Regions from separate parts of the Homo sapiens genome. Here region 2 is linked to region 1. A link is an interaction called in ENCODE POLR2A ChIA-PET data of the cell type or tissue named here. Cell type or tissue: PC-9. All regions are shown on one strand. Each heading gives the region's core, and the rest is flanking DNA. Links, peaks and the distances in the headings are about the cores only.

The links. Peaks named below come from ENCODE experiments on the same cell type or tissue, not always from the same donor. Only the 100,000 strongest peaks of a DNase experiment are listed, where the experiment ranks them.
Region 2: POLR2A ChIA-PET joins it to region 1 with 29 read pairs; 2 of 35 experiments call an interaction of 5 or more read pairs at or near these places.

Annotation. Positions count from the first base shown.
Region 1 is chr2:96,770,681-96,786,201 of GRCh38, forward strand. All of the region lies in intron 1 of CNNM4 (cyclin and CBS domain divalent metal cation transport mediator 4), which reads left to right. Among named protein-coding and RNA genes, the nearest start is that of CNNM4, 18 kb to the left of the region's middle. RefSeq lists enhancers at 2,516-2,645, 3,366-3,425. In PC-9, for the core only: no CTCF peak of the experiment used is centred there; no DNase peak of the experiment used is centred there.
Region 2 is chr2:96,910,440-96,925,960 of GRCh38, forward strand. FAM178B (family with sequence similarity 178 member B) reads right to left here. Exons shown (of 17, transcript NM_001122646.3): 10 at 13,051-13,144; 11 at 11,039-11,215; 12 at 10,726-10,823. LOC101927053 (a long non-coding RNA gene) reads left to right here and starts at 8,667. Exons shown (of 3, transcript NR_110209.1): 1 at 8,667-9,004; 2 at 9,336-9,463; 3 at 13,605-15,398. RefSeq lists an enhancer at 2,797-3,484. In PC-9, for the core only: no CTCF peak of the experiment used is centred there; no DNase peak of the experiment used is centred there.

The sequences.
Region 1 (15,521 bases), core at 3,853-11,852:
GTTGACTGAACAGCAAGGACATCTTTGAGGGGAAGGAAGCCTGGCCCCTCTGAAGGAGTCGCTACTACAGGCCTCCAGTCTCCTTGAGGGCAGGGGCCAGCATGGTTGTCCTGCACTGAGCGCTGGCTCCTGAAAGGCCGCGCAGCCATGGAGAGTGTGTATGGAAAGGCAGCCTGGGCCAGGCCTCTGTCGCTGCCTTGGTGACTGATTTTCGCAGAGCCTCCTGGTTCCTTCTCCCCAGCCCGTGGGGGATGGACAGGCTGTCTCAAAGCCTTCCTGTGGTCTTAGGGATTCTTGGAACTCCTTAGCAGAACTGACTCTGAGATGTGTGAAGGTGCTAGAATTTCCAGAGGTACCCGGCTGGCCCTCGGCTGAGGGGGTGGGAAGCAGCTGTCTGGCCGGTAGCTGCCATTTGCTCCAACCTGCTGCACTACAGCTCTCAGCCCCTGTGTCTGCTGCCACGCCTGCCCTGCGCCTCGCTTACCCCTCTCCTCTCACCAGAATGTACTGTCGTGGAGAGGGTCAGAAGCTCCATAAAGGGCCCCTGGCTTATGTCGTAGGCTAGAGCCTGGACTCCTTACTTCTGTGCTTATTCCACTGTTAGATGATTTTCTTTTTTTTTTTTTTTATTTTGTTATTAGTGTTTATTATTTTTCCGTAGCCATAAAAGAGATACATCTCATTGCTGGAACTTGTCTCTATTAAAAACAAAACAAAACAAAAACCTTATAACAAACAGCATGGCTGGATGCAGTGGTTCACACCTATAATCCCAGTACTTTGGGAGGCCGAGGCGGGTGGATCACCTGAGGTCAGGAGTTCAAGACCAGCCTGGCCAACATGGTGAAACCCTGTCTCTACTTTTTAGACAAATACAAAAAATTTTAGCCGGTCGTGGTGGTGCATGCCTGTAATCCCAACTACTTGGGAGGCTGAGGCAGGAGAATTGCTTGAACCCGGTAGGTGGAGGTTACAGTGAGCCAAGATCGTGCCACTGCACTCCAGCCTGGGCGACAGAGCCACACTCCATCTCAAAAAAAAAAAAAAGAAAGAAAAAAGAAAGAAATCCTTGCTTTTTGGAACACAGTTTAGATGGGTTCTTCAGATTCCCTGCTGATAAGAAATTAAATCCTTATCCCCATCATCCTTTCGGAGTCTCTCAGAGAATCTGCACCAGGACAAGGGCTGGGCAGTGCTGTGCGCCTCTGCGGGAAGGTGAGCCCAGAGGCTGGGTGTACAGCTGCTAGTTTGTTTTGCTGGGGGTTAAACTTGGTGTTGCTGGAGCATTCCCCAGAGGTTACGATCAGAATTGCTTCCATGCTGCAGGGCTGATTTACTGTGAAGGGGTAGGGTTGTTGCAGGACTGGTTTCCCAGGCTCTCTGGAACGCCTGGTCTCTGGCCAGGAGGCAGCCTGGAGCCTCAGTGCAAGGAGGATCCCTCCCCTACCCCAGGTAGGGCCACTCCCACACATGTGCACACCCACACTCATACCCCACATAGGCACAGGCAGGCTTACTCCCACCTATGCTCACACACACACTCATACCCCCACAAAGGCACAGGCAGGCGCTTACACACCCCATGCGCGCACACACACTCATACCCCCACATAGGCACAGGCAGGCTCTACTCCCACCCGTGCGCACACACACTCATACCCCTCACATAGGCACAGGCAGGTGCTCACACACACGTGCGCACACACACTCATGCCCCCCACGTAGGCACAGGCAGGCGCTCACACACACATGCGCACACACACTCATACCCCCACATAGGCACAGGCAGGCTCGCTCTCACCCATGCACGCACACACACACTCATACCCCCCACAAAGGCACAGGCAGGCACTCACACACACATGCGTGCACACACATACACACTCATACCCCCACATAGGTACAGGCAGGCGCTCACTCACACATGCGCACACACACTCATACCCCCACATAGGCACAGGCAGGCGCTCACACACACATGCGTGCACACACACACACACACTCATACCCCCACATAGGCACAGGCAGGCGCTCACACACACATGCGTGCACACACACACACACACTCATACCCCCACATAGGCACAGGCAGGCGCTCACACACACATGCGCACACACACACACACTCATACCCGCACATAGGCACAGGCAGGCTCACTCCCACCCATGCTCACACACCCACACTCATACTCCCCACAAAGGCACAGGCAGGCTCGCTCTCACCCATGCACGCACACACACACTCATACCCCCCACAAAGGCACAGGCAGGTGCTCTCACACACTTGCACACACACACACTCCTACCTCCCAGATGCACAGGCAGGGCCACTCACACATGTTCACACCCACCTGCTAACCCCCCATGTGCACACACAGGCTCGCAAACGCCCACATTTATGCATACATGGACTGTCACCAGGAGTCCTGCCTTAAACCGAAACCTATTTCTCATGAAACTTTCCCAAGAGTTAGAAGTCAGTTTCAAAAATTAGTAAATGCTTGTACAGTGTGATTTATTTCATGAAATGCTCAAAATAGTGACTTTCTCTTCAGCTGCTAGTGATCTGGTCATCCACATTGAAGACTGTGTCCCCCTCAGACCTCATGGTGAGGACTAAGTGAGGTAAGGCGTGCAAGGTGCCGAGCCCTGTGCCCGGCACTGCGTAATCATGCTGTAAATATTAGTTATTTTTAAAATTATTATTGCTATTATCCAAAGGTGCCCCAGTTGACACTGATGCCAACCTGTGGCCACAGCAGTTCTCATACACTGTCTCCGTTGGCAGGCTGCCCTGCTGTTCAGGGTGGTGTCATTTTTGGAATTATAAATACACTGACACCTACCATGTACCCACAAAAATTTAAAATTAAATGAAATGGCAAGGCGCGGTGGCTCATGGCTGTAATCCCAGCACTTTGGGAGGTCGAGGTGGACAGACCACCTGAGGTCAGGAGTTTGAGACCAGCCTGGCCAACATGGTGAAATGCTGTCTCTACTAAAAGTACAAAAATTAGCTGGATGCGGTGGCGTGTGCCTGTAGTCCCACCTACTCAGGAGGCTAAGACTGGAGAATTGCTTGAACCCAGGAGGTGGAGGTTGCAGTGAGCCAAGATCATGCCACTGCACTCCAGCCTGGGTGACAGAGTAAGACTCCATCTAAAAAAAAAAAAAAAAAAGTTAATTAAATATAGAAAGCTTATTAAAAATAAATAAATAAATAAACTGAGCTCAAAAGAACCCTCTATATAATTATATGCTAATTCAGATGCCATCTTATCTGAACCCCAGTGTATATAGTCAGGGTAACAGAAGGCAGAGCTCAAGGGAGAAAAATGAAAGTGAAAGAGGAAATTCACCTCATTTACTTAGTTTTCCCCCCTTCCAAATTGGGGAGAGTTAAACCCACCGTCCTGACCGCCAGCGCATCCATGTTCCGACTGCAGGAGCGTCATGTGAGGGCTGCCCTGTGGGAGGGGGCAGGGGAAGGAAGGAGCACAGCTCTATTTGCCAGTCACGTGTTTTCATTTCAGCTTCACTGGTCCTCTGCTGCCTCCCAGGTGTCTCAGGGAGGGAGGGAAGAGGCCACCAGGTGAGTCTCTGTTCCCTTGGAGCCCCATCTTGCCTCCGCAACAAAGATCTTTGGTCACTTGGAGGCCAGGAGTTTGAGGTTACATGAGCTATGATTGCACCACTGCGCTTCAGCCTGGGTGGCAGAGCGAGACCCTGTGTTTAAAAATTTTTTTTAAATTAAAAAGTTAAAAAAAAAGAACGAACAGGGGAAATGCCTGTGCCTGTGTTAGTGGTTAACATTTATGAAATAATTATTTAATCCTCCAAGTGCTGTAGATGGGAAACTGAGGCTTAGAGAGGCCAACAGTCTTTCCCAGTCACATGACAGCTAAGTGGCAACCTCAGGCTGTGTGGCCCTAGCAGCCATGCTCTGAAGCACTATGCAGTGTCTCCTTGCAGTGAGATTGTAGCTGTTAAGAAAGAGAGCAGGCTGGGTGCAGTGGCTCACGCCTGTAATCCCAGCACTTTGAGAGGCCAGGGCGAGTGGATCACCTGAGGTTAGGAGTTCGAGACCAGCCTGACCAACATGGCAAAACCACATCTCTACTAAAAATACAAAAATTAGCTGGGTGTGATGTGTGCCTGTACTCCCAGCTACTTGGGAGGCTGAGGCAGGAGATTCGCTTGAACCCAGGAGGTGGAAGTTGCAGTGAGCAGAGATCATGCCACTGCACTCTAGCCTGGGAGACAGAGTGAGACTCCATCTCAAAAAAAAAAAAAAAAAAAAAAAAAAAAAAAAAAAAAAGCCAGAAGATTGGGAGATTCCAGTAAGTTCAGGCTAAAAAATGCTAAAAAATGTACTGTCAGTTTTAGATTTTTTTTAGGTAAACTTTTTGTTGATGCATAATATAGAGAAAAGTGCATAAATCATAAGGGTACAGCCTGATAGCTTTTCACAAAACAAACACCCCTAACTGCCACTGAGCTCCAGTAATAACACATTATCCACACCCTGGAAGCCCACCCCTGACCCCATGCACCCTCCCAGTCCCTGCCCTGCTCCCTCAGTCATTGTGGGTCAAAGTTTTTCTGTTTATAAACTTTTGTAAGTGAATCATATCATATATACACACTTTTGTGTCTGGCTTCTGCTGAATGTTAAGGGTCTGAGCTTCATCCATGCTGTGTGTAGCTGTCATTCATTCCTTTTGGTTGCTGTCATAATATTCCCTTATATAACCAGTAATATTGTTGATGGACATTGCATTGTTTGCAGTTTGGGACTATTACAAATGATGCTGCTAAGAACACTCTTGTGCATGTCTCTTGCTGAACGTATGAAGGCATTTCTGTTAGGAATATGCCCGGGAACGGAATTGCTAAGGCACAGGGATGGTAGAGATGAGAGTTTTACAAAGTGCTTGTATCAGTGTTCACTCCTATCCCTACCAACTCTGGTATTGTTAAGTATGTGTATGTGTGTTTAATGTTTGCCATTAAGGTGTGTGCATGGTTGTGTCTCACTGTGTTTTGTTTTTGTTTTGTTTTTGTTTTTGTTTTGTCTCTCTGTCATCCAGGCTGGAGTATAGTAGCATGATCACAGCTCACTGCAGCCCCCACCTCCCAGGCTCAAGCAGTCCTCCCACCTCAGCCTCCCAAGTAGCTGGGACCACAGGTGTGGGCCACCACGCCTGGCTAATTTTTAAATTTGTATAGAGAATGTGGTCTTGCATTGTTGTCCAGGCTGGTCTCGAACTCCTGGCCTCAAACCATCTTCCCTCCTCGGCCTCCTAAAGTGCTGGGATTACAGGCCAGAGCCACTGTGCCATTGTGGTTTTTTTTTTTTTTTTTTTGAGGTGGAGTCTCGCTCTGTTGCCCAGGCTGGAGTGCAGTGGCGTGATCTCAGCTCACCACAACCTCCACCTCCCGGGTTCAAGTGATTCCTCCGCCTCAGCCTCCCAAGTAGCTGGGACCACAGGCCGCACACCACCACGCCTGGCTAATTTTTTATATTTTAGTAGAGACGGGCTTTCACCGTGTTGATCAGGATGGTCTCGATCTCCTGACCTCATGATCCACCTGCCTCGGCCTCCGAAAGTGCTGGGATTACAGGCGTGAGCCACTGCACCCGGCCGCCATTGTGTTTTTTTTTAATTTACTTTTATTGATACATAATAGCTATTTTCACAGTACATGTGATAATTTGATAGATTCATGTAATCAAATCAGGGTAATTGGGATATTCATCACCTTGAATAGTTATGTGTTCTTTATGCTTGGAACATTTGAATTATTCTCTCCTAGTTATTTTGAAATGTAAAATTGACTAATGTTAACCATTATCACCTACTGATCTATGGAGCACCAGGTCTTATTTCTTCTAAGTGTATATTTGTACCCATTAATAAACCTCTTTTCATCCCCCTCATTGTGGTTTTGAGATGGAGTCTCGCTCTCTCGCCCAGCCTGGAGTGCGGTGATGCATCTCGGCTCACTGCAACCTCTGCCTCATGGGTTTAAGCAATTCTCCTGCCTTAGCCTCCTGAGTAGCTGGGATTACAGGCATGAGCCACCATACCAGGCTAATTTTTTTGTATTTTTAGTAGAGATGGGGTTTCACCATATTGGCCAGGCTGGTCTCCAACTCCTGACCTTGTGATCCCCTTGCCTTGGCCTCCCAAAGTGCTGGGATTACAGGCGTGAGCCACTGCGCCCCACCTCATTGTGGTTTTAATTTAGATTTCCCTAGTGAATTATGATATTGAGCACATTTTTATATGCTTATTGTCCATTTGACTATTCTTTTTATTTGTGTCTTAACTGTTTTCTTTTTTTTTTGTTTTTGAGACGGAGTCTCACTCTTGTTGCCCCGGCTGGAGTGTAATGGCGCAATCTCAGCTCACTGCAACCCCCGCCTCCTGGGTTCAGGCAATTCTCCTGCCTCAGCCTCCCGAGTAGCTGGGACTACAGGAGCGCGCCACCACACCCAGCTAATGTTTGTATTTTTAGTAGAAACAGGGTTTCACCACGTTGGCCAGGATGGTCTCAATCTCTTGATCTTGTGATCTGCCCGCCTCGGCCTCCCAAAGTGCTGGGATTACAGGCGTGAGCCACTGCGCCCGGCCTGTTGCCTGTTTTCTAGGAGGTTTGCCTTGCCTTTTTATTTCTTTTTTGAGATACAGTCTCTCTGTCACGTAGGCTGGATGCAGTGATGCAATCATGGCTCACTATAGCTTCAACTTCCCAGGCTCAAGCAATATATTCCACTTTACAACCTCCTGAGTAGCTGGGACCACAGCTGTGCGCCACCACACCTGGCTACTTTGAGACAGAGTCTTGCTTTATTGCTCAGTCTGGAGTGTAGTGGCACGATCTTGGCTCACTGCAACCTCCACCTCCTGGGTTCAAGTGATTCTCCTGCCTTAGCCTCCTGAGTAGCTAGGATTACAAGCGTGTGCCACCACACCCGGCTAATTTTTTATATTTTTGGTAGAGATGGGGTTTCACTGTGTTGGCCAGGCTGGTCTTGAACTCCTGACCTCAGGTGATTCACCTGCCTTGGCCTCCCAAAGTGCTGGGATTACAGGAGTGAGCCACCACGCCTGGCCAACTTTGTGTATTTTTTGTAGAGAGAGGGTTTTCCCTGTGTTGCCTTGGCTGGTCTTGAACTCTCTGCCTTTTTTTTTTTTCTGAAACAGGATCTTGCTTTGTCACCCAGGCTGGAGCACAGTAGTGCGATCTTGGCTCACTGAAGCCTCGACTTCCTGGGCTCAAGAAATCCTCCCACCTCAGCCCGCCAAGTAGCTGGGATCACAGGCACATGCTACCATGACTGGCTAATTTTTGTATATTTTGTAGAGGTGGGGTTTCACCATGTTGCCCAGGCTGGTCTTGAACTCTTGAACTCAAGTGATCTGCCCACCTTGCCCTCCCAAAGTGCTGGGATTACAGGTGTGAGCCACCGTGCCTTACCCTCTCTGCCTTTTTCTTAACCATGTTTAGGAGTTATTTATATATTATTTATTCTATATATTCTTTATATAGTTATGTATATCTGGACCCTTTAAAAATTTATTCCTAGGGGCCAGGTGCAGTGGCTCACGCCTGTAATCCCAGCACTTTTGGAGGCCGAGGCAGGCAGATCACAAGGTCAGGAGTTCAAGACCAGCCTGGCCAAGATGGTGAAACCTTGTCTCTACTAAAAATACAAAAAAATTAGCTGGGCATGGTGGCGGGCACCTGTAATCCCAGCTACTCCGGAGTCTGAGACAGAGAATTGCTTGAACCCGGGAGGTGGAGGTTGCAGTGAGTCGAGATGGCACCACTGCACTCCAGCCTGGGCGACAGAGCAAGACTCTGTCTCAAAAAAAAAAAAAAAATTATTTCTATGTATCTTTTTTTTGTAGCTATTGTAAGCAGGATTGCCTTAAAAATTTTTTTTTATATGAGGGTCTCACTATGTTGCCCAGGCTGGTCTTGAACTCCTGGGCTCAAGTAATCCTCCTGCCTCAGCCTCCTCAGTAGCTGGGACTATAGGTGCATGCCACTTGTCCCAGTTAATTTTTATGAACCCTTTATCAGACATATGTATTGCAAATACATTCTCCCACTCTGCGGATTTTAGCCTTTACATAGCTTTTTTATTTTAAGCATTTAATTGACAAAAACCATATATATTTGTGGTGTACAACAAGCTAATTAATATGTATGTGACCTTATCTACTGTCTAAGTCTGGTTTGTGAGACTGGGTGATTTATTTATTTTATTTATTTATTTTTTTGAGATGGAGTCTCGCTCTGTTGCCCAGGCTGGAGTGCAGTGGCGCGATTTTGGCTCACTGCAAGCTCTGCCTCCTGGCTTCACGCCATTCTCCTGCCTCAGCCTCTTGAGTAGATGGGACTATAGGCGCCTGCCACCATGCCCGGCTAATTTTTTGCATTTTTTCAGTAGAGACGGGGTTTCACCGTGTTAGCCAGGATGGTCTCGATCTCCTGAGCTCGTGATCCGCCCGCCTCGGCCTCCCAAAATGCTGGGATTACAGGCGTGAGCCACCGCGCCTGGCCAATATTCTTTCTTTAAAAGCTGTATGGAATCACTTGAACTCAGGAATTTGAGACTAGCCTGGGCAACATGGTGAAACCCTGTCTCTACCAAAAATACAAAAATTAGCTGGGCGTGGTGGCATGCACCTTTGATCCCAGCTACTTGGGAGGCTGAGGTGGGAGGGTTGTTTGAGCCTGGGAGGCAGAAGTTGCAGTGAGCTAAGATTGTGCCACTGCCCTCCAGCCTGGGTGACAGAGCAAGACCTCGTCTCAAAAAAAAAAAAAAAAAAAAAATCCATATGATACCCAGGACTTTGTATTGAGAAGATCCCTTTTCTCACTGGACTGTGGTGCACATGTGGGTCTCTCTGGACTCTTAGATTTAATTGATCTGTTTCTTTTTCTTTGCTCCAGTAACCATGTTGGCATAATTGCAGTAACTTTATAAGTTTTGATATCTGGTAATGTTAAGCCTTTTGTTCTTCAAGATTGTCTTAGCTATTCTTAGCTTTTTACCTGGGAATTTTATGGAATTGCACTGAATCTACAGATCAACTCAAAGACTTGACATTTTTTTTTTTTTTTTAGACGGAGTCTCACTTTGTCTCCAGGCCGGAGTGCAGTGGTGTGATCTCGGCTCACTGCAACCTCCGCCTCCTGGGTTCAAGCAATTCTCCTGCCTCAGCCTCCTGAGTAGCTGGGGCTACAGGCACGTGCCACCACACCCAGCTAATTTTTGTATTTTAGTAGAGACGGGGTTTCACCATGTTGGCTGGGATGGTCTCGATCTCTTGACCTTGTAATCTGCCCGTCTTGGCCTCCCAAAGTGCTGGGGTTACAGGCAGGAGCCACCGCGCCTGGCCAGACTTGACATTTTATAGTAGTGAATCTTCCAATCTGTGAACACGATGACCTTTTCATTTGTGTCCTCTTAGTTTCTTTCAAAAATATTTTTGTGTGGAAATCTTACACATCTTTTCTTGAGTATATTCCTAGTTATTTGGTGATCATAAATGAGGGCTCTAAAATTTGATTTTCCAAAGTTTGTTATAGGTTGTTCCATCTCCACCCCAGCTGGGGTGTACTGTAGTTTAGTTCTGGCGCCAGCTGCCTGGAGTTAGCATCACTGGATTCCACAGGTTTAAGGTTTCTGCCCTCCCCAAGACTGCCCACTTGCTCTCCCTTTTTTTTTTTTTTTTTCTTTTTTAGAGACGGGCTTCACCGTGTTGTCCAGGCTGGTCTCAAACTCCTGACTTCAAGTGATCCTCCCGCCTTGGCCTCCCAAATTGCTGGGATTACAGGCGTGAGCCACCATGTCCGGCCTCACTTGTGCACTGCTAACCAACAGACTCTGTGTATGGGGGTTCTCATGACCTCAGGTTCAGTAATTCATTAGAACAACTCACAGAACTCAGGACAGTGCTACACTTAGGATTACAGGTTTTTGTTTTGTTTGTTTTGTTTTTTTAAGAGACAGGTTTTTTTGTTTGTTTTTATTTGTTTGTTTGTTTGTTTTTTTGAGATGGAGTCTCCCTCTATTGCCCAGGCTGGAGTCCAGTGGCACGATCTTGGCTCGCTGCAACCTCTGCCTCCTGGGTTCAAGCAATTCTTCTGCCTCAGCCTCCCCAAGTAGCTGGGACTACAGGCGCGTACCACCACACCCAGCTAATTTTTTTTTTTTTGTATTTTTAGTAGAAATGAGGTTTCGCCATGTTGGCCAGGCTGATCTCGAACTCTTTTTTTTTTTTTTTTTTTTTTTTGAGATGGAGTCTCACTGTGTTGCCCAGGCTGGAATGCAGTGGCACAATCTCGGCTCACTGCAAGCTCCGCCTCCCGGGTTCACGCCATTCTCCTGCCTCAGCCTCCCGAGTAGCTGGGACTACAGGCACCCGCCACAATGCCCAGCTAATTTTTTGTGTTTTTTAGTAGAGACGGGGTTTCACTGTGTTAGCCAAGATGGTCTCGCTCTCCTGACCTCGTGATCCACCTGCCTCAGCCTCCCAAAGTGCTGGGATTACAGGCGTGAGCCACCGTGCCCGGCCTGATCTCGAACTCTTGACCTCAGGTGATCCACCTGCCTCAGCCTCCTGAAGTGCTGGGATTACAGACTTGAGCCACCATGCCCAGCCAAGAGACAGAGTCTTGTTCTGTTGCCCAGGCTAGAGCGCAGTGGCACAATCATAGCTCACTGCAGCCTCAAACTCCTGGGCTTAAGTGATCCTCTACCTTGGCCTCCCAAAATGCTGAGATCACAGGCTTGAGCCACCATGCCCGCACCTGATTATAGTTTTATTTTGAGGGATACACATAGGATGAGGCTTTGTCGGTCCTAGAGGAGCTTCATGCCCTCTGCCTGTGGTGTCAGGGCACTCTGTCTAGATATGTTAATGTATTCACCAACCAGGAAGCTCAGTGAGCTTTGGGGTCCAGAGTTTTTATCCAGACCTCATTACATGTTTGATTTAAGTCATTCACCACAGGATTGAACCCAATCTCTAGACCCCTCCCTTCCCTGGAGGAAGGACAATTCAAAGCCCAACTGGGTAATCACCTGCTTAGTCTTCACCATGTTGCCCAGGCTGTTCTGGAACTCCTGGGAAGGCTTTCAAAGTTGATCATTTTGTATGATTTTGGTAGGGTTTTTTGTAGATTTCCTTTACCAGATCAAGGAAATTCCCTTCTCCCCTTAGTTTGCTAAGAATTTTTATGATGAATAGGTGTTGAATTTTGCCAAATGCTCTTTTTGTATCTGTTGAGATGATTGAATAACCTATTTTCTTTATTCTGAAATACACTGATTGATTTTTTAATGCTAATCCCAAATTTATTGTATAACCGGAGTAGAACTAACTTAGTGTCATTATTCTATTTACACACCACTGTATTTGATTTGCCAATATCTTTATTTAGGATTTTGGCATCGGCCAGGCGTGGTGGCTCATGCCTGTAATCCCAGCACTTTGGGAGGCTGAGACGAATGGATTGCTTGAGCCCAGAAGACCCTGTCTTTACTGAAAATAAAAAAATTAGCTGAGTGTGGTGGCATGAGCCTGTAGTCCCAGCTACTTGGGAGGCTGAGGTGGGAGGATCATTTGAGCCTGACAGGCAGAGGTTGCCGTGAGCTGAGATTGCACCATTGCACTCTAGCCTGGGCGACAGAGTGAGACATTGTCTCAAAAAAAAAAAAAAAAGAATTTTGGCATTTATGCTCATGAGACAGATGAGACTATAATTGTTTTCCCGCTGTTAAACTGAAGAAAGATACCATATCATTTTTTTTTCTTTAATGGCAGGAAAAATAATTGTTTGATAGTGAGCAAGTAATATTCTTGTCCTCTTCCTCCCCTTCTGTTCCTACACCTAACAACCAGTATCAGCCTCTGGCATCACCTCAACTGTTGCTATAGTTTTCCTCTCTGTTTGACATCAATGATTCCTTGGAATGATTTTAGTAGTTTGTAAACATTTGGAAACAGTATATGATGACCAGGAACCAACTGGGGTTTACTAAGGGGAAAAAAAGCTAATTTTCATTTCTTTTGTGTATGTTGGGGAGGGTAGGATTACTAGGTTAGTGCAATGGAAAGCTAGTCCCAGAATAGATGTATTTCAGCAAAGTATTTAACAGAATTTCGGTTAAGTCTTTAGGATCAACATGGGACCTGTGGGCTCTTTAATAGTGGTCCACGCTGGGAATGGGGGCTCACACGTGTAATCCTACCACTTTGGGAGGTCAATGCGGGAGGATCTCTTGGGGTCAGGAGTTCAAGACCAGCCTGGTCAACATGTGAGACTCTGTCTCTATTTTAAAAATTATAAATAAAAAAAAATTAATGGTCTCACTTTTAGGTTGATTTGCCTGTGGATTATTAGCTGGTTGCCAAAAAGGTTCAAAGAATGGAGCCTCACAAGGCCATGAGTGAGCTGTGCCTCTCTGTAAGCAATTGAGCAAAGGTACAGCGGGGAAGGGGTTCCCTGCCACCTCTGGTAGGGGATGCTGGGGCAGGGGCGAGATGGCTGTGAGCCATGCTTCCAGCTCTGCAGTTCCAGGAGAAAATGCCAGAGGTGCTTCTGAGAATACGGACTGGGTGGAAAGGAAGAAGCAGTTTGCTGGAAGGGTCTGAACTCAGAAGGACGCTGATGGTGCTGGTAGGACTGCTGGGACCCCCTGCACCTCCTGGCCACGGAGAGATCCTGCTCCCAGGGACCAGCGTCTGGGTGGGACACAGTTCACTCCTCTCTCCACTTCATGTTCTTTTTCTTCAGCAGATGGCTCAAGTTCCTTGTTTTTCTCCTTGCTTTCTGACAGCCGTAGCTTCTGAAACCTGCCATTTTTGGTCTCCTGATGCCTGATTTCCTAATTGTCCTGACTGTGTCTTCTAGGAAGCATTAAGTCTGAACTGACTTATTAGGGAACTTCAGAAAGTTAAACACACAAAACCCTTTCTTTGACTCCTATCTTAAGGACATGGAGATACAGTTACATATATTTATACACAAGGATATTCATATGGCAAAAACGGGGAGAAGGCACAATTTAAGAGCCCAATGGGGACTGGGATTGTGTATGCATCTGTACAATGACATGTTATGAAGTCATTCTGTTTTTTATAAAACTTTTTAGTGACATGGGAAAATACAAAGAATGTAAAGAATTTAAAAAGCAGCGTACAAAACAATATATGTGATCCAATTTGTGGTGGAAATATTTTATCTATATATATCCATTTTAAAACACCAAAGAAAATACACAGTTAACAGTAGTTATCTTTGGAAGGCAGGATTATAAGTGATCTTAGTTTTCTTCCTTCCACTTTTGTTACCGATATCAGAAAAAAACTCTGTCTCTACGAAAATAAAATAAAATGAAATAAAATAAAATTAGCTGGGTGCAGTGGCTCATGCCTGTTGCCTCAGCTCCTCAGGAGGCTGAGGCGGGAGAATCACTTGAGCCCAGCAGGTCGAGGCTGCAGTGAGCTAGGATCGTGCCACTGCACTCTAGCCTGGGTGGCAGCAAGACCTTGTCTCAAAAAAAAAGAAAAAAAAAGTCCTTATCTTTTAGAGATACATATTGAAATACTAAATATTTTCAGGTAAAATGTATACATGTTTACAGATAAAACCTGGGCTTTGCTTCAAAATCAGTGAGTAGAGCAAGTGGGAGTAGCGAGGAAGAAAGGCTGGTCATGAGGAGCTGTTAATTGTTAGGTGAGGGTGTAATTAGATTATTATCTCTACTTTTGTAGATGCTTGATATTTTCCATAGTAAAAGCTTAAAAATCTAGAGACTACTAGCTAAATGGAAAATCAGAGGCATAAAGACCTGTCCCCAGGGTGAGGGGCCAGTCTTAGAGTCCCCATCATCAGTTTGTCAATAGCTTCACCCACTATGGGCTTGTATTAAAGGAAGAAGGCTATCTGTAGCAGAAGTCCCATTTCTGTATCCCAGCCTGATCACCCCTTGGGGTGTGACCCTGGGCATGACTTCTCTGGGCCTTAGCTTCCTCCTAGGAAGAGTGGGATTGACAGTAGATGTAGGGCAACTCTCTCCTGGGAACATGGTCACCCAGACAGGTTGGTGGCAGGGGGAGGTTGACCATGTCCTGTGCGAAGAGGCAACTGAGGCATAGCTATCTTTATGGGGCTATTTTTTCTTTTTGAGATAGAGTCTGGCTCTGTCACCCAGGCTGGAGTGCAGTGTTGCAGTCTTGGCTCACTGCAACCTCTGCCTCCCGGGTTCAAGCGATTCTCATGCCTCAGCCTCCTGAGCAGCTGAGATTATAGGTGGGCACCACCACGCCCAGCTAATTTGTGTGTTTTTAGTAGAGATAGGATTTCATCATGTTGGCCAGGCTGGTCTCAGACTTCTGACCTCAGATGATCCTCCTGCCTCAGCCTCCCAACGTGCTGGGATTACAGGCATGAGCCACTGTGCCCAGCATTTACGGGGTATTCTAAAGGGAGCTCTTCAAGCTTTTCATCTTGCCCCTATTTTAAAACCTTTTTTTTTCTTTTTAGTTTGTGCCTCCATTCAATCAAAAATTATGTACATGTGCTGTTATACTAGTACATGTATTATAGAATGAACACAGAAAAAATTTAAAGAAGTAAAACCGAAGTCCAGGTGCAGTGGCTCATACCTGTAATCTTAGCACTTTGGGAGGCTGAGGCAGGAGGATTCCTGTAGCCCCAGAGTTTGAGACCAACCTGGGCAACATGGCGAAACCCCATCTCTACAAAAAATACGAAAGTTGGCCAGGCATGATGGCCTGTAATCCAGGCTACTTGGGAGGCTGAGGTGGGAGGATCAGTGGAGTCCAGGAGGCCGAGGCTACAGTGAGCTGTGATCGTGTCACTCTGCACTCCAGCCTGGGCCACAGAATGAGACCTTTGTCTCAAAAAAGAAAACATAAAAAAATTAGCTGGGCGTGGTAGCATGTGCCGGTAGTCCCAGCTATTCTGGAGGCTGAGGTGGGAGGATTATTTGAGCCCAGGAACTCTAGGCTGCAGTGAGCTATGATTGTACCACTGTTGTCCAGCCTGGGCAACAGAGAGAGACCCTGTCTCTAAAAAAAGATAAAAATGCCAGGCGCAGTGGCTCACGCACTTTGGGAGGCTGAAGCGGTGGATCACGAGGTCAGGAGATCCAGACCATCCTAGCTAACATGGTGAAACCCCATCTCTACTAAAAATACAAAAAATTAGCCGGGCATGGTGGCGGGCGCCTATAGTCTCAGCTACTCAGGAGGCTGAGGCAGGAGAATGGTGTGAACCCAGGAGGTGGAGCTTGCAATGAGCTGAGATCACGCCACTGCACTCCAGCCTGGGCAACAGAGTGAGACTCTGTCTCAAATAAAGAAAAAAAAAAGATAAAAATAATTTTTAAAAAGTAAAGATAGGCCTGGCGCGGCAGCTCACGTCTGTAATCCCAGCACTTTGGGAAGCTGAGGTGGGTGGATCACCTG
Region 2 (15,521 bases), core at 4,543-12,542, 140 kb after region 1:
CTCCTTGACAAAGACGGCAAAAGCAAAATACGAATTGTGTAGTGTTGTTCCGTCTGCATCAGGGCTAACGTTTTACTGTCAGCCCCAAACCGCACTCCTTGCTTCAAAAGTAACTACACAGAAACTCCTTTTATGGCCTTCGGCATTTCCCAACAACACTCCCGCTGGTCCACGCCGTTTGTCCGGCTACCTTACTTTGGTGCCCTTCTTTCCAAACCTGAGACCACGAACAAGCTCTGAGGGGAGCCCCTGCAGCCTTTAATGCTTCCCTTCTTTTCCTCACTGGGCTCCTTTGTAATCCATATTCAAAGCTTCAGTGCAAGATCTCCCAGCCCACCTGAGACATCTCTCTTCTTAATTTTTTTTTTTTTTTTTTTGAGACAGTCTTGCTCTGTCGCCCAGGCTGGAGTGCAGTGGCGTGATCTTGGCTCACTACAACAACCTCAGCCTCCTGAGTAGCTGGGACTACAGGTGCACACCACAATGCCCGGCTAATTTTTGTATTTTTAGTAGACCCGGGGTTTCACCATGTTGGCCAGGCTGGTCTTGAACTCTTGACCTCAAGTGATCCACCTGCCTCAGCCTCCCAAAGTGCTGGGATTACAGGTGTGAGCCACCGTGCCTGGCCCTAGAATCTTTTTTTTTAAGTTCTACCTCTTTATGCTTCTTTGAAATCTACCCTCCAGAAGCAGACAAAGCACGAGTGTGCTGAGTGAGTCCCCCTGCCATGCCAGGCTCTGTGGACTCAGGGAGTACGGCCACAGCACCTGTCCCTCTGATGCTCACGGCCCGCGTCAGTGAGGGGGACAGCCTGATGGGCCTGCAACAAGGGCTGCTCGAAGAGGAGATGCCTTGGCCGGAGCCTCGTCTTGAGGCTGAAGAGATGTGAACCAGGCAGAGGAGGACAATGGGAAGAGGCCTCTCCAGGAGGAGACAGATGCGGAAAAGCTTGGAGGCAAATGATCATCTTGAGTTGGGGTGGCTGCCAAGTTCTAGGACGCGGCAAAAGCGTGGAAGCCTGCAGGGAGCAGGGTGGCATGTGAGCCTGGGAAAGGGGGCACCAATGCCCTCCAACCCCAGGCTGCACCGTGGCATTTCACCCTGAGGGGGAAAGTCTGAAAGATTTTATGCACATCAGCAATGCGAACACATGAGCATCTGAAGGACGGTCACACTCCGGGACAGCACAAGGTGGAGCTGGTGGAGAAAGCCTGGAAAGAGACAGTGGGATGCTCTGGCGGAAATCCAAGGGGGTTGCAGGAAGAGCTGCACCAAGGCAGCGACAGGGAGGGTGAGGAGGAATGAGCACTGTGGGAGATTGGGGAGCTCCAGGGCACCGAATCTGTCCATAGGACTCCAGGCCTGGGCAGTGGGCAGACACTGGTGCCACTCATGGAGCCATGGAAGACAGGGAAGGGGTCCTCCTGGGAAGGCGGTGACTCCTGCTTCCCACATGCTGAATCCCAGACATGTGCCACACAGATAGGTGCTCAGCAGCAAAGTCTGGCCACAGGTATTCATTTGGGAGCTGCTAGCATGTGCCTGGAGCTGAGGCCTCGGGTGCAGATGAGATGGTGTCTCAGGCTGGCTTCCCCAGAAAGTAGGCTCTGAAATGGATATTAGCAAGCAGGGAATTTACGTAGGGAGAGAGGATGCAGGGAATTTATGCGGGGAGAGACAAAGGAAACCAGGCTGCCACGCAGCCAGTGAAGGCCTCAGCTGACCCCACAAGGACTCCGGAGCCAGCAGGGTCCTTCGGAGACATCCTCAACTAAGGCAACGGGGAAGATCTTTGTGTCTCAGCACTGGGCTGCTGCCAAGGAAGGGGCCCAGCCCTGGTAAGGTGACCACCTTTGGCAGAGGTGACTCCTCTGCCACCCCCAGCAGTGGAAAGAGTGCCCCAGTCCTGGATCGGGGCAAGTGGGGGGCACCTAGCACCCCCGACTTCATGGGCCTGTGTCACAGTAAGGGCTAGGGTGGAATCCTGAGGCCCACCAAGACTCGAGGGCTGGTGGGGGAGGGGTATCCCTGAGGGCAGCTGAGGAAGCCAGGAGGGCCCTGGGAAGCCCAGGGAAGGAAGTGCTGGTTGCTCATCAGGAAGAGCCCGAGAGGTCCCTGGTGACGGAGCAGCTTGGCTGGAGTGCCTGGTGCCCCAAGAGGTGTCTCCTCAGCTCCTGGCCCTTTAGGTCCTTCAGACATCCCACCTGAGAGGGAGCCGCGTCCTCTCCAGCCATGTCCCCCTCCTGGCGATCATGGCCTGACCGCCGCCCACCTTCACGCTGCTGTCTGCCTCCCAGCTCCAGCCCAGGCTCCGGATGCGACCTTCATCTTGCCTCTTGTTCCTTCCTCCAGGTTTGGTGCCCTTCTGAAATCTCCAGGTTGACTGGGCCTTGACTGCCTCCTTCCAGACCTTCTGGCCTCACCCGCCCACAGTGAGAGCTCTCTGTGACACTCTGAGCTCCGAAGAATCCAACCTGCCCGAGGGTGGGCAGGATTCAGCCATGAGTGAAAGAGAACTGGGGGAGGAAGCTTGGAGCTGCGGCAGGAGCTCGAGGGAGATGTGGGTGGAGACAGAACGGCTGTTTTAAGGTAGGAGACGCAGGAACGCATTTATTTGCTGCAGAGAAAGCTAGTGAACAAAAAGCAAACGGTACAAGAATAAGGGATGACTGCAGAAGGTTTTGGGAGAGGCAGGACTGCCAGGATCCAGAATTAAGGGTGCAGTGGGCAGCAGGGAGGTGAGAACTGAGAGCACTGCGTTTGTCTAGTGGGGGTGGCTGTTCGCTGGGAGTGCAGAGGCTTCAGCAGCAGGAAGCATGGAGTCTGCTAAGGTCCCCAGGAGGCTGGCCAGGAACTCGCTGTGGCTCCGGGCAGCCTGAAGGGGTCAAGAGCCAAGGTGGGGACAAGGGACATGCATGTGGCATCACTGTTTGGCCGTGCAGTTTCAAGTCTGAGAACAGGCAGGCAGGGAGTCCACAGTGGAGAAGGGGTCCAGGAGCTGACCCAGGGCCGGGCAGTGGTAAGGGGAGAAGGAAAGGTGGGGCCCTCTGGCCCCACAGTGAGGAAGTGAACAAAATGGGAGGGAAACGAGGGTTTCGAGGGAAGCCACGGTGCATCTGCGCCTGTCCCAGCTCTTATCCCCAGTGCGCAAGGACCTGACGAGCGTGAGGCTGCTCTCTCCCTAGCCTGTCTGCACTTCCGCTCCATCAGTCAGTTCCTCCTTGGTGGCCACACAGAACCTGCTTGGCTGGCTGCTCCAGACATAAGAACACTGAGAGGATCCTGGGGTGCTCCAGAATTCACAGGAAGATGGAGAACCTGGCCAAGGGGTGTGGAGCAGCAGGGTCCCTGGCCAGAAAAGCCTGTGAGGACTGCCGTCCCTGAGTCCTTTCCTCAGGAGCATCCAAGTGGTTAGGCCTGGGTCTCGCTCCCAGAGGTGGAACAAAGGAGTGCCTGACTCCCGGCTTCTGTGCAGAGGAGGGTGCGAGGAAGACGCCTCCTCAACACAGGAAGGAAGCCCACACCCCCCGCAAACCTCAATGTATTTCCATCACAGGAAGAGATCAGAAGAGAGCCAAACATTGTTGGCTTTTACTTATTTGCCAAATATTTACTCAGCACCCGTGATATTCTAGTCCACGCTCTGTTCTGGGTGCTGAGGATGCAGACATGGGGGAGATGGACGGGGCCCTCCCGCCCAGGGAGCTCATACTCATGGGGAGGGCTGGTCATAGTTCACTTCTGGTCCTGGTAGTCCGTGGAGAAAAATGAAGGAAAGGGAGGTTGTGCAGAGCCCTGAGGTGGCAGCTCATTTGGAAAAAAGGATCAGGTGAAACCTCTCTGAGGCAGTGACATGTGAGCAGAGACCACCATGATGAGAAGGGGGGAGTCTCCTACCAACGTGCGGGCATGAGGGAGGGTGGGCATCAAGACACAAGTGCCCAGTGCACCGCAGGGACAGGGAGAAGAAGAGCAGAGGGCAGGGCCACACCGCAAAGGGGCCTTAGCGGCCACCTTAAAGACTCCAGGCTTCCTTCCAAGATGATGCAAAGTCTTGGAAGATTCTGGAGCAGGGAAGTGACTCAATTGCTTATGACAGTTCTTTTATGGTTCAGTGTTTTAGGTGTCATCATAATGTTGTAATTATGTTTTAAAATACCCACCAAGGGCTGGGCACTGTGGCTCATGCCTGTGATCTCAGCACTTTGGGAAGCCAAGGTGGGAGGATCACTTGAGCCCAGGGGTCTAAGACCAGGCTGGGGAACACAGGGAGATCCTGTCTCTACAAAAACTTAAAGAAGTTAGCTAGGTGGGATGGTGCATGCCTGTAGTCCCAGCTACTCGGGAGGCTGAGGCAGGAGGATCACTTAAGCCCAGGAGGTCGAAGCTGCAGTGAGCCTGGATGGCACCACTGCACTCCTGCCTCGGCGAAAGAGATTCTGTCAACAACAAACAAACCACCAAGACCTTATCTTTTTAGAGACACGTACTGAATAAAATAAGTCTAATCATTTGCTCTGATTCACAATGATGTGGGGCAGGGGTGGGGGGCAATGGGTGAGGGAAGGAGGAGTCTCCACGGCTGTGTTTGCTGAGATGGAAAATGGGTACATGGAGTCCATTTTACTAGCCTCTCAACGTTTGTATATGTCTTGAAATTATCTATAACCAAATTTTTTTTTTTTTTTGAGACGAAGTCTCACTCTGCCTCCTAGGTTGGAGTGCAATGGCACAATCTCGGCTCACTGCAACCTCTGCCTCCCGGGTTCAAATGATTCTCCTGTCTCAGCCTCCTGAATAGCTGGGATTACAGGTGCATGCCACCATGCCCAGCTAATTTTTTTTTTTTTCTATTTTTAGTAGAGACGGGGTTTCACCATGTTGGCCAGGCTGGTCTTGAACTCCTGACCTCAAGTTATCCACCCACCTCGGCCTCCCAAAGTGCTGGGATTACAGGTGTGAGCCACCGCACCCAGCCAACAAAACTTTAAAAACTTATTAAATAGAAGTGATTCTGGCTAATTGGTGAGAACTGGCTGTGGGGGTAAGAGCAGGAGCTTGGAGGCCGACAGGGTCTTTAGAAAGGGGAAATAAGAGGATGGGCACGGTGGCTCACGCCTATAATCCCAGCACTTTGGGAGGGCGAGGCGGGCAGATCACAAGGTCAGGAGTTCAAGACCAGCCTGCCCAACATGGAGAAACCTCGTCTCTACTAAAAATACAAAAATTAGCTGGGTGTGGTGGCACGCACCTGTAGTCCCAGCCACTTGGGAGGCTGAGGCAGGAGAATCGCTTAAACACGGGAGGCGGAGGTTGCAGTGAGCTGAGACTGTGCCATTGCACTCCAGCCTGGGCGACAGAGTGGGAAAAAAAAAAAAAGAAAAAGAAAAAAAGAAAGGGGGAAATAAGCCCTAGGCAACCAAAAACACTCCTATTAACCTCACACCCAAAGATGGCCTTTCTTTTCCCCTAAACAGAATTGGCATCACACTTTACATATGGCTTCAAAGCCTTTTTTCCACTCAGCGTATTTCATTAACTTTCCCATTTTCCTGTGACATCATTTTTAGGTACCATATAATACTCCGTAGCACGGGCAGAACTGAATCGATGGTGGGGCACTGAGGCAATTTCCAGTTCTTCACTATCATGACATTGCTATGCCAAACATCCTTGTCAATGAATCTTTGCCATCTAGTTCCCCAGAAAACGATCTAGCTTTTTGAAGGGTGTGCACATTTTAAAGTCATTTGCTTGATTTTGCCAAACTGGCCTCCAGAGGGACTACTGACCGCATCTCATGAGCAGGGAAGCATATGCCTGTTTCCTCACATCCTGCCAACACTGGGCAGCACTGTCCTTTCGGATTGATTCTGGTCTGCCAGGCAAGGAACTCTACGTCATTGTCAGGGCTGGTTTCGTGAGCCGTTTTACGCAGGCTTTGTCCATTCCTCCATCTGACCAGGCAGCCTGCGGGAGCTGGCTTCATCTGACCTTCTGCTTTGAAGCAGCGCACACAGGATGTTTAATGAATAGCCGCAGGCAGTGAAGGAAGAGGATCCCCAGAGCCTGGGACATCAGCTTTCAGTAGAGTGCAAGCAGTTGCAGGAGCCCTGAACAGAAGTGGGGATGGCATGCTGCTCTTCCCAAAGCTGCCTGAGCTGCCCCAATGGCGCCACCTCCCAAGGTGGATGTTCCTCCAAGAACCTCCTCTTCCCCTTGGCTCTGTTTCAGGTGGTCTGCCTTAGTATTCACTTTCATTTTTCATGGTTAGGCCCAGCTCTTCCTTACATTTGCAGTGCATCCCATGAAGTCTTGAACGCTGAGGCAGGGGCTGCGGGTGTACTGCATGAGTGTCAGCAGGAGTTCTCGCTTTGTGCTTAACCAGTCAGTCGAGCAGACAAAGAGTGTGACAGCCCTTCGTACACCAATCTGCCCTTCTTCCTGGGGTCAGTCTGGGCACAGAGCCCAGTGGGGCAGCCACCAGTGAAGGCAGCCAGTAAGCTCTGTGGCCGCCGCGGGAAGCACAGTGGAGCAGCAGCTCACTGAAGACCCACAGTGAGTACAACGCGGCAGGAAAAAAGAATTAGGAGCCCTTTACAACCCAATCAGGGATGACGGCCAGAACACACCCTGAAGAGCAAAGAAGGTGCGGAAACGGCGGGTACGTGCACACGCAGACAGAGGCTGGCGGCCAGCCAGGTGGCTCTGGCTCAGGGGAAGAAGCGCATTTTCAACATCAAATTTGAAAGGAGTACTTTCAAAAAGGTACTCCTTGGTACCTTACGAATTTTGTTTTATTTGAATGCTTTTATCTATTTAGAAAAATAAAATCAATAACACTGATCCCGATAAGGCACCCTCCTTCCTAGTAAAGCTCTTGGCACAAAGCATCACCCTGCTGACGTGGCTGCCTGAAAGGCAGGCGCAAGATGCTCTGTTTCATTCATTTCCTGGCATTTAAAGGGCAATTGCCATGGGCCCTGGAGCTACCCACAGATTCCACAAAAGACACTGATTCATGAAATCACAGTTTAACATGGCTAGCAGATGAAGGAGTGAAGTCATAAACTTAGGATATGGAGAAGGTAGCTTCAAATCTGTCTTGAAAGGATGAATTATTAAGACCAAAAAGCTGAGGCATGGTGGCTCACACCCGTGATCCCAGCAGTTTGGGAGGCTGAAGTGGGAAGATCACTTCAGCCCAGGGATTTGAGATCGGCCTGCACAACATAGGGAGACCTTGTCTCTACTAAAAATTTAAAAATTAGATGGGTGTGTTGGCATCTGTCTGTAGTCCTAGCTACTAAGGAGGTTGAGGCAGGAGGATTACTTGATCCCAAGAGGTCGAGGCTGCAGTGAGCCATGATGGTACCACTGCACTCCAGCCTGGGTGACAGAGTGAGACCCTCTCTCAAAAAACAAAACAAAAGGCAGAAAAATTGACGTTGGGTCCCCACTGGCTGTTTGGGGATGGAAAAAATCAAGTTAGATCCTTCTCTCATACCAAGGACAAACAGATTTGAGTTGGGATTAAGAGCTGATGGACACAAAGTAAAGCCAGTCCTGAAAGAGAAGAAAGCACACTATCTTTATGGTCTTGGTGGGGAAACCCTTCGTCTTCCACATGGAAAGATTACATTACACAAAAATCCCAATCAATTCTCTGCATTATCCATAAAACTGTCCTGTAAATCTAAATCTATTCTAAAATAAAAAAAAAAAGGACTGAAAAAGTAAAAAAAAAAAGAAAAAAAATTCCAGTTCACTGAAAGGTACCATACATAAAGATTTAAAAAGGACAATCTATATAACCTTTGGAGAAAACATACTGTAACATAATAAGCAACATGAAGATCAACAGAGTTGATAAGAAGATAAATTAACTGATAGGAAAGTGGGTAAGAAATACCAAAAGGTAATTTACAGTAAGAGAAACACAAAAGGCCAATAAATACATGAAAAGATACTCAGTTTCACTGGCAATCAGGGAAATGAAAATTAGAACCACAGGATGATGTTTTCCACTCACCAGATTGACTAAAACTCAAAAACAAAACTGGGAATATGTAGTATTAATGAGAATGCAGAAAAATATGCACTTTCATACCTATTTGGTGGTGTTACTAATAGGTCCAGCTTTACATACTTTAGGGTTGCAATTTCACATCAAGGAATTTATCTCATAGAAATATCTGCACAGACACTAAACAGTCACTGGAAGAATGTCCAGTATTAGTAAGGGAGGACACCACCCCTCATGTTATCTTATGCCCAATTTCTGCCTCAAAGAAAAAGTAGGAGTTAAAGAAAAGAAAGAAATGAAATCAGTAGTCAGACAGCCCAGTGCTGCGTTCCAGGCCTGGTAGTTACAGACTGACCCCTGACTTAACCGGTTTATGTTATCTATAGATTCCAGACATTACACGGGACAGCACTGTGAAAAACCCTGTCCTGTTCTGTTCCATTCTGATTACCAGTGCATGCAGCCCCCAGTCACGTACCCACGGCTTGCTCAATCGATCACGACCCTCTCACGCGGGCTCTCTTAGAGTTGTAAGCCCTTAAAAGCGACAGGAATTGCTGACTCAAGCAGCTCGGTTTTTGGAGACGTGAGCCCGTCAATGCTCCCAGCTGAATAAAGCCCTTTCCTTCCACAACTTGGTGTCTGAGGGGTTCTGGACTGTGGTCGCCCTGCTACATTAGGAGACTACAGTGGCACACACACTAGGGAAATACTATGCAGCTGTGAAAAGAGTGAGGTTTATTGTGTGTATGTGTGAGAAAAACAACCACAAACACCATGCCCTGGATGGAGCAAATGAGAAACTGGCTGGACGAGGTGGATGAGGGGGCCTAGGGACCAGCCTAAGAATTTGCACCTGGCCCTGCAGGCAATGGGGAGCATGGTAAGGCAGAGACGTGATCATCACAGGAACCCCCAGGCATCTACAGAGCAGGCAGACTTTGGAGAAGAGGAAGAAATGCCTCTGCCACCCTCCAGGTGAGCCGGTGAGATGAAAGGAGGTGACTGATTTACGTGAGCCAGACATGGTCCTGGCTGTCACGGAGTTGGATTTAGGATACAGAAGGCAGAAAGGACAGGATTTAGGGACGAAAGGGGTAACAGGTGGGGATGGCAGAAACCTCTAGGACTGTAATTTCCAGCTGGCAAAGCAGAGTGGATGGGCGGTCTGGGGAGAACAGGGAATCAGGAGGCAGGGTCGGCCTCTCCATCCCATGAAGAAATACCAGGCTGCTGGGCTGCAGGCAGCCTCCCTCACTGAGGCCCCTGGAGTCCTCTGACAGAGCTTCCAGAAGTCCCATTCTTTCAGAGAGAGGATGAAACCTGCCCTCTCCCAACTGTGCACAGGCTGCCTCTCTGCCAGCCAGATTCCCAGGAAAGACAGAAAGAGATGGGACTGCCTGCTCAGCACTGAAGCGGAGCCCAGGACAACTGAAGGTAACTTAGTCAACAAGCAGAGCCTCTACCAGGCTGGGCCCTGGGGTGTGAGGCGATTCAAACTCCAAGCCGGCTCCCAGAGACCACCCTTGGAACAGTGCAGGGGAAGGGAAGGGGTCCCAGTGGAGGGTAACACAGAGGTGTCTGCCAAAGTTGAGGGGTAGGAAAGGAGTCATTCTAGGCAGGAGGAGCTGCAAAGGGACAGGCCCAGAAAGAGAAGGGAAGAGGGAGAGAGAAGAGCAAGGCGAGTGGATGGGAGTGGTCTGCTCCGGAAAGGGCAGGCAATCCTGTAAGACCGTAGCCAAAAGTGGGAGAAGGAAAGTGGAGAGAGAAGCCGGGCCAGATTCAGCCAATGGGCCTTATCTCCTCCTGGGCTGAGTTTGTTTACCCACTTCATTCATTCGAAAAGAATTTACAGGCCAGGCGTGGTGGCTCATGCCTGTAATCTCAGCACTTTGGGAGACCGAGGCAGGCACATCACGAGGTCAGGAGATTGAGACCATCCTGGCTAACACGGTGAAACCCTGTCTCCACTAAAAATATAAAAATTAGCTAAGTGTGGTGGCGGGCGCCTGTAGTCCCAGCTACTCGGGAGGCTGAGGCAGGAGTATGGCGTGAACCCAGAAGGTGGAGCTTGCAGCGAGCCGAGATCGCACCACTGCACTCCAGCCTGGGTGACAGAGCAAGACTCTGTCTCAAGAAGAAGAAAAAAAAAATTTACAGAGCGCCGAACAGCACGCTAGGCACTGTTCTAGATCTGGGACAATATGGCAGTGACCCTGACAAGGTAGCTGTTCTGGTAGAGGTAACTTCGAGGAAAGCCACAGCCATAAACAAGGAAACAAAGAGTAACATAATTTCTGGCATGGGTAAATGCTAGGCAGAAAAGAAAACAGAAGGATGAATCGAGAGTGTGCGAGTGGGAGTCGGGTGATCAGGGGACAGAATTCAGCTGAGGTCTGAATGACGAGGAGGAGCTGAAGACTGGGGAGGGAGCCCCAAAGAAAGGAGAGTGGGGGCCCTGCAGGCAGGAGCTAATTGCACAAGGCAATTGTTTTGCTAATAAGACCATGTTAAGAAAATTAAGCTTTTTTTCATTTGTAAAGAACTCATTAGTGAGTTATATTTTTAGTTCTCCCTCCTGGGGATTAGAAATTGGGCAGGGGAGGTTTGTTGGGGCTGATGGGGAGGACTCTGGATCCCTACAAGACCCCGAAGAGATGCGTGTGAGAGGGAGGAGGCAGCGGGGGAGCAGCACGCACCTGCTCCGGGAGGTCATGTCTGGGAAGAACTGCACGAGGGCCAGCAGGTTGTGGTGGTGGTCAGACACCCAGCTCAGGGTGCAGCACAGTTCCTGGAGCTGCAGGAGAACGGCACCCCATGGGCTACAGGAGGACACCGCCTTCCCCTTGCTCTCGCCACCCAGCCCGCACAGGGGAGTAAGTGGGCAGTCACGGAGATCAGGGACATTCCGATGACCTCCAGGCAGTGCCATCCCCACCCAGGGCACTCTAGGGGCCACCTTGGTCCCTAGTGATGAAGCTGTATGAGGACCAGGCTCTGGGCGTCTAGTACCTTCCCTGGCCACTCCCGGATGTTCTCCAGGAGCAAGAGGAGAAGCTGCTGGAGGTCAACTTTGGGCAGCAGGCGGAGCCCCACGTCCAGGCTGGTGCGGCACAGCAGCTCAATCAGTCCCATGAGGTTCTCATCAGTGTAGGCCCCCGGCTGGGCCTGGGCACACAGCGCCAGAAACTGGAGAGAGAAAAGAGGGCAGGGGTGGCCAGGGCATGGGGGAACGGGAGAGTACTTCGAGGACCAGTTCCCTGGGAGACACTTAGGCAGAAGGGATGGTACTGTGAGCCCCGCGGCCATGTTGGGTAGGAGCTCAGGAAACAGTGAGGCCCCTGCAGGGTCCTGGGTGGCAGGCACAGGTGTGGAGAGTGTGCTTGTCAGAGGCGTTTGAACCAGAGCAACTCCATCTTGAATAGGGGCTGGGTAAAACAAGGCTGAGACCTACTGGGCTGCATTCCCAGGAGGTTAGGTATTCTTACAGGATGAGATAGGAGGTTGGCACGATACAGCTCACAAAGACCCCGCTGATAAAACAGGTTGCAGTAAAGAGGCTGGCCAGATACCACCAAAACCAAGATGATGACCAGAGTGATCTCTGGTCGGCCTCACTGCTTATTATATGCTAATAACAGTGAATTAGCATGCTAAAAGACACTCCCACCAGTACCATAACAGTTTACACATGCCGTGGCAATGTCAGGAAGTTACCCTATATGGTCTAAAAAGGGTAAGAACCCTCAGTTCTGGGAATTGCCCACCCCTTTCCCAGAAAACTCATAATCCACCTCTTACTTAGCACATAATCAAGAAATAACCATAAAAATACTACACCAGCAGCCCTTGGGGCTGCTCTGCCTATGAAGTAGCCATTCTTTATTCTTTTACTTTTTTTTGAGACAGAGTCTTGCTCTGTCACCCAGGCTGGAGTGCAGTGGCGCCATCTTGGCTCACTGCGACCTCCGCCTCCCGGGTTCCAGCAATTCTCCTGCCTCAGCTTCCCAAGTAGCTGGGATTACAGGCACGCGCCACCGCGCCCGACTAATTATTGTATGTTTAGTAGAGACGGGGTTTCACCATGTTGGCCAGGCTGATCTTGAACTCCTAACTGCAGGTGATTCACCCACGTTGGCCTCCCAAAGTGCTAAGATTACAGGCATGAGCCACCATACCTGGCCTATTCGTTTACTTTCTTAATAAACTTGCTTTCATTTTACTCTATGGATTTGCTTCCAATTCTTTTTATTTTTGAGATGGAGTTTCTCTCTTGTTGCCCAGGCTGGAGTGCAATGGTGCAATCTCAGCTCACTGCAACCTCCACTTCCCAGTTTCAAGCAATTCTCCTGCCTCAGCCTCCACGCCTGGCTAATTTTTGTAGTTTGTGTAGAGACGGGGTTTTGCCATGTTAGCCAGGCTGGTCTCGAACTCCTGACCTCAGGTGATCCACCCGCCTCAGCCTCCCAAAGTGCTGGCATTACAGGCATGAGCCACTGCATCCAGCCTTTTTGTTTTTTTGAGATGGAGTCTCGCTCTGTCGCCCAGGCTGGAGTGCAGTGGTGCCATCTCGGCTCACTACAACCTCTGCCTCTCAGGGTCAGGCAATTCTCCTGTCTCAGCCTCCTGAGCAGATGGGACTACAGGTGTCCGCCACCATGCCCGGCTGATTTTTTTTTGTATTTTTAGTACAGATGGGGTTTCACCATGTTGGTCAGGCTGGTCTGGAACTCCTGACCTCAAATGATCCACCTGCCTCAGCCTCCCAAAGCGCTGGGATTACAGGCATGAGCCACCATGCCTGGCCCCAATTCTTTCTTGTACAAGAACTCTCTCTTGGGGCCTAGATCAGGACCCGTGTCCGATAACACAGTTTCTGTAGCATCCGGCCCACAGCCAGCACAGTGCCTGCCATGGTGCTGAGCTCGCCGGAGATTCTCCGTGATGCTCCTGGAATTTAGCTGCTGAATGGGTCTGAACTGTAAGCCGAGAGTGCCCTGCATGAGGCAGGCGGCTTGACTCACCTTGTAGATGTGGCCCAGGCTGATGTCCAAGGCAATCTCTTGGGGAGCGTCCTGCTCCTCATTCTCATTCAGGCCAGCCTCGCCTGGAAGCACCCTGTGGTAAGACAACAACAGTGACGATGGGAAACCCAGGAGGGGGCACAGGGGCAGGAGTGAGGCGCAAAGTGGGACACTGCTGCCCTGAGGCTGCTCATCCGCTGGACACAGCAAATTCTTCCACACAGATGATCTCATGAGTTTCTGAGGGCCAAGAATCCAGGGCAGCTCTGTTGGGTGGTCCTGGCTCGGGGGTCTCTCGGATGTTGCCCTCAAGATGTTGGGTGGGGCTGCGGTCACCTGAGCCTACAGGCTGGAGGGCCTGCCTCCCGGCTCACTCACCTGGTCACTGATCCACAGGCCCCAGGGCCTCTCCACAGAGTTTCTCCACATGGCCGCTGGTTCTCCAAAGCCAGTGGTGAAAGAGAGAGGGAGAGAGAATATGCCCAAGACAGAGCCACAACCTTCCACAACCTAACCTCGAAAGTGACATCCCATCTCTTCTACTGGTCACACAGGGCCGACCTGACTTGGTGTAGGAGGAGGCTACAGAACTATGTGAACTCTAAGAATGGGGGACACATGGAGGGGGGCTCCTTGGGGACTGGCTCCCACATGCTACCGTTCAGGTGAGGCCTCGAGCTTTAGTTTTCCAGGACTTGGAAACCAGAAAATCACACTTCCAATCCCCCCAAAGTCCGTGAGTTCTCCCTGGGTCCGTTCGACAAGGGTGAGCCTGCATACACTGCAAAGTGCACCACGTGGTAGCTGACACGGGCTGGCTCACAAGCCAGCAAGTATGGGGGAAATCAGAACAAAACATCCCTGAAAACCCCCTCCAAAGGTGTCACCCTGAGCTGATGTGCTGTCTGCTGATAAGACCTGCATGGCCAGTTTCCCCGAGTGACGGACCCAATCTGGCTGAGCACCAGATGATGTTAGAGACCAGGGCTGGGGAAAGAAAAATCCCCCCCTTTAAAGATCAAGCCACACGCAGGGTGGTGAGATGCTTACGGTGAGGGGGACCTCGGTGGGGCTTTGTGGATGGCAGTCTCATCACCCTTTCCACAAGCCTCCCTCCCAGGCACGCGCTCACAGGACGAGAGCCTGGGCGGGATCACCTTCATCGTATGGCCGAATGTACATTGTTGATTTCAAGTATGTTAAGTGAGCTTATGATGAGGGTCCCCTCTGCTGTCTCACCCACTTCTCCACTCTTAAGAAACGGCTTAAGGTTCCTGCTAACAGTGGTAAGTGAAGATATTGATGACAACCACACTGCTGATGACAGCAGGCTCCAGGCAGCCCCCTGGCACAGGGGAGGAAGAGCACTGTCCTACAGCTCCTGTGAAGTCTCTGCTCTTCTCTGCTTGGCACTGGCGCTGGGCTCAGAGGGGAAGGAGGAGAGATCTGTCTCCGAGGTACCAGGAAGTTGGTGCCGACAAACCAAACTTGGTGGGGGAGTGGAAACTGTGGCTGGGCTCAGTCCTTCTTCCAGATTTCAGCATTTATTAGGGCCCTAACTGAATGGGTAAGGCTGGCATTTGCACATCTGGGCGCAGGCTGGGCCTGCGCCAGTACGTGAGGGGAAGCTCTGGTTCGTACCAGCCTTGAGCGTGCAACACGCGCAGCCATAGGTGGGTGTGCTTTCAGGTTTCTCAGCACGGGGCACTCAGAGTCGACTACAAACATCTGCAGAAGAGAGACGCTGCCAAGGGGAGAAGGAACATTGAAGGTGTGAGGTGGTTACATGTGTTTTTTGAGCTGCAGAGAGGAGTGTGGCTGTGGGGAGAGCCCTGTCCTCCTTGGAAAGAAATGTCAGCCTTCCCAAGTGAATGCCTGGCTGGTCAGAGTTCCAGAACTTTGTGAGCCCATGGACTAATGGGCAACATAATGGGGGTCCTCTAATCCTCGCTTTTCAGAGGAATCACTTGACTAAACTGCTGGCATCTGTGGCTGCTGTTCTGAGCTGCAGCATCAGCTGATCCCCGAAACTCCACCACTGCTGCCAGCAAGGGGCCACAGCCCGGGAATTCAACGGCCTATCTATTATCCCTGCTCCCCTCCTGGGCTTAGCAGGTTAGAGTGAGCTGATGGTCCCACCATTGGACTCTTATGAGCAAAGCAGCTTCACTGGTCCCACGCCTGGCTCCAGGGTCTGTGGCCAGCACCTAGGAACTGGGTTTCTGTCTCGGAGACACCGTTCAATACTCATTAACCTTACAAGGGGCATGTCACTGGCCTCTACCCAGGTCTCCGCATCTTCTTCCCCCAAAAGTTGAAAAAATAATAAAGTTACCATCTGCATGGCATTCTGACATTCTCAGAGGGAAGATGGCAGGTACAGTGTATGAGCACCACTACCACCTTAACCAAGAGCTGCCTCTTTAATCAATTGCCCCCTCACTTGATAGGACGCCCTGTCAATGTGTTAA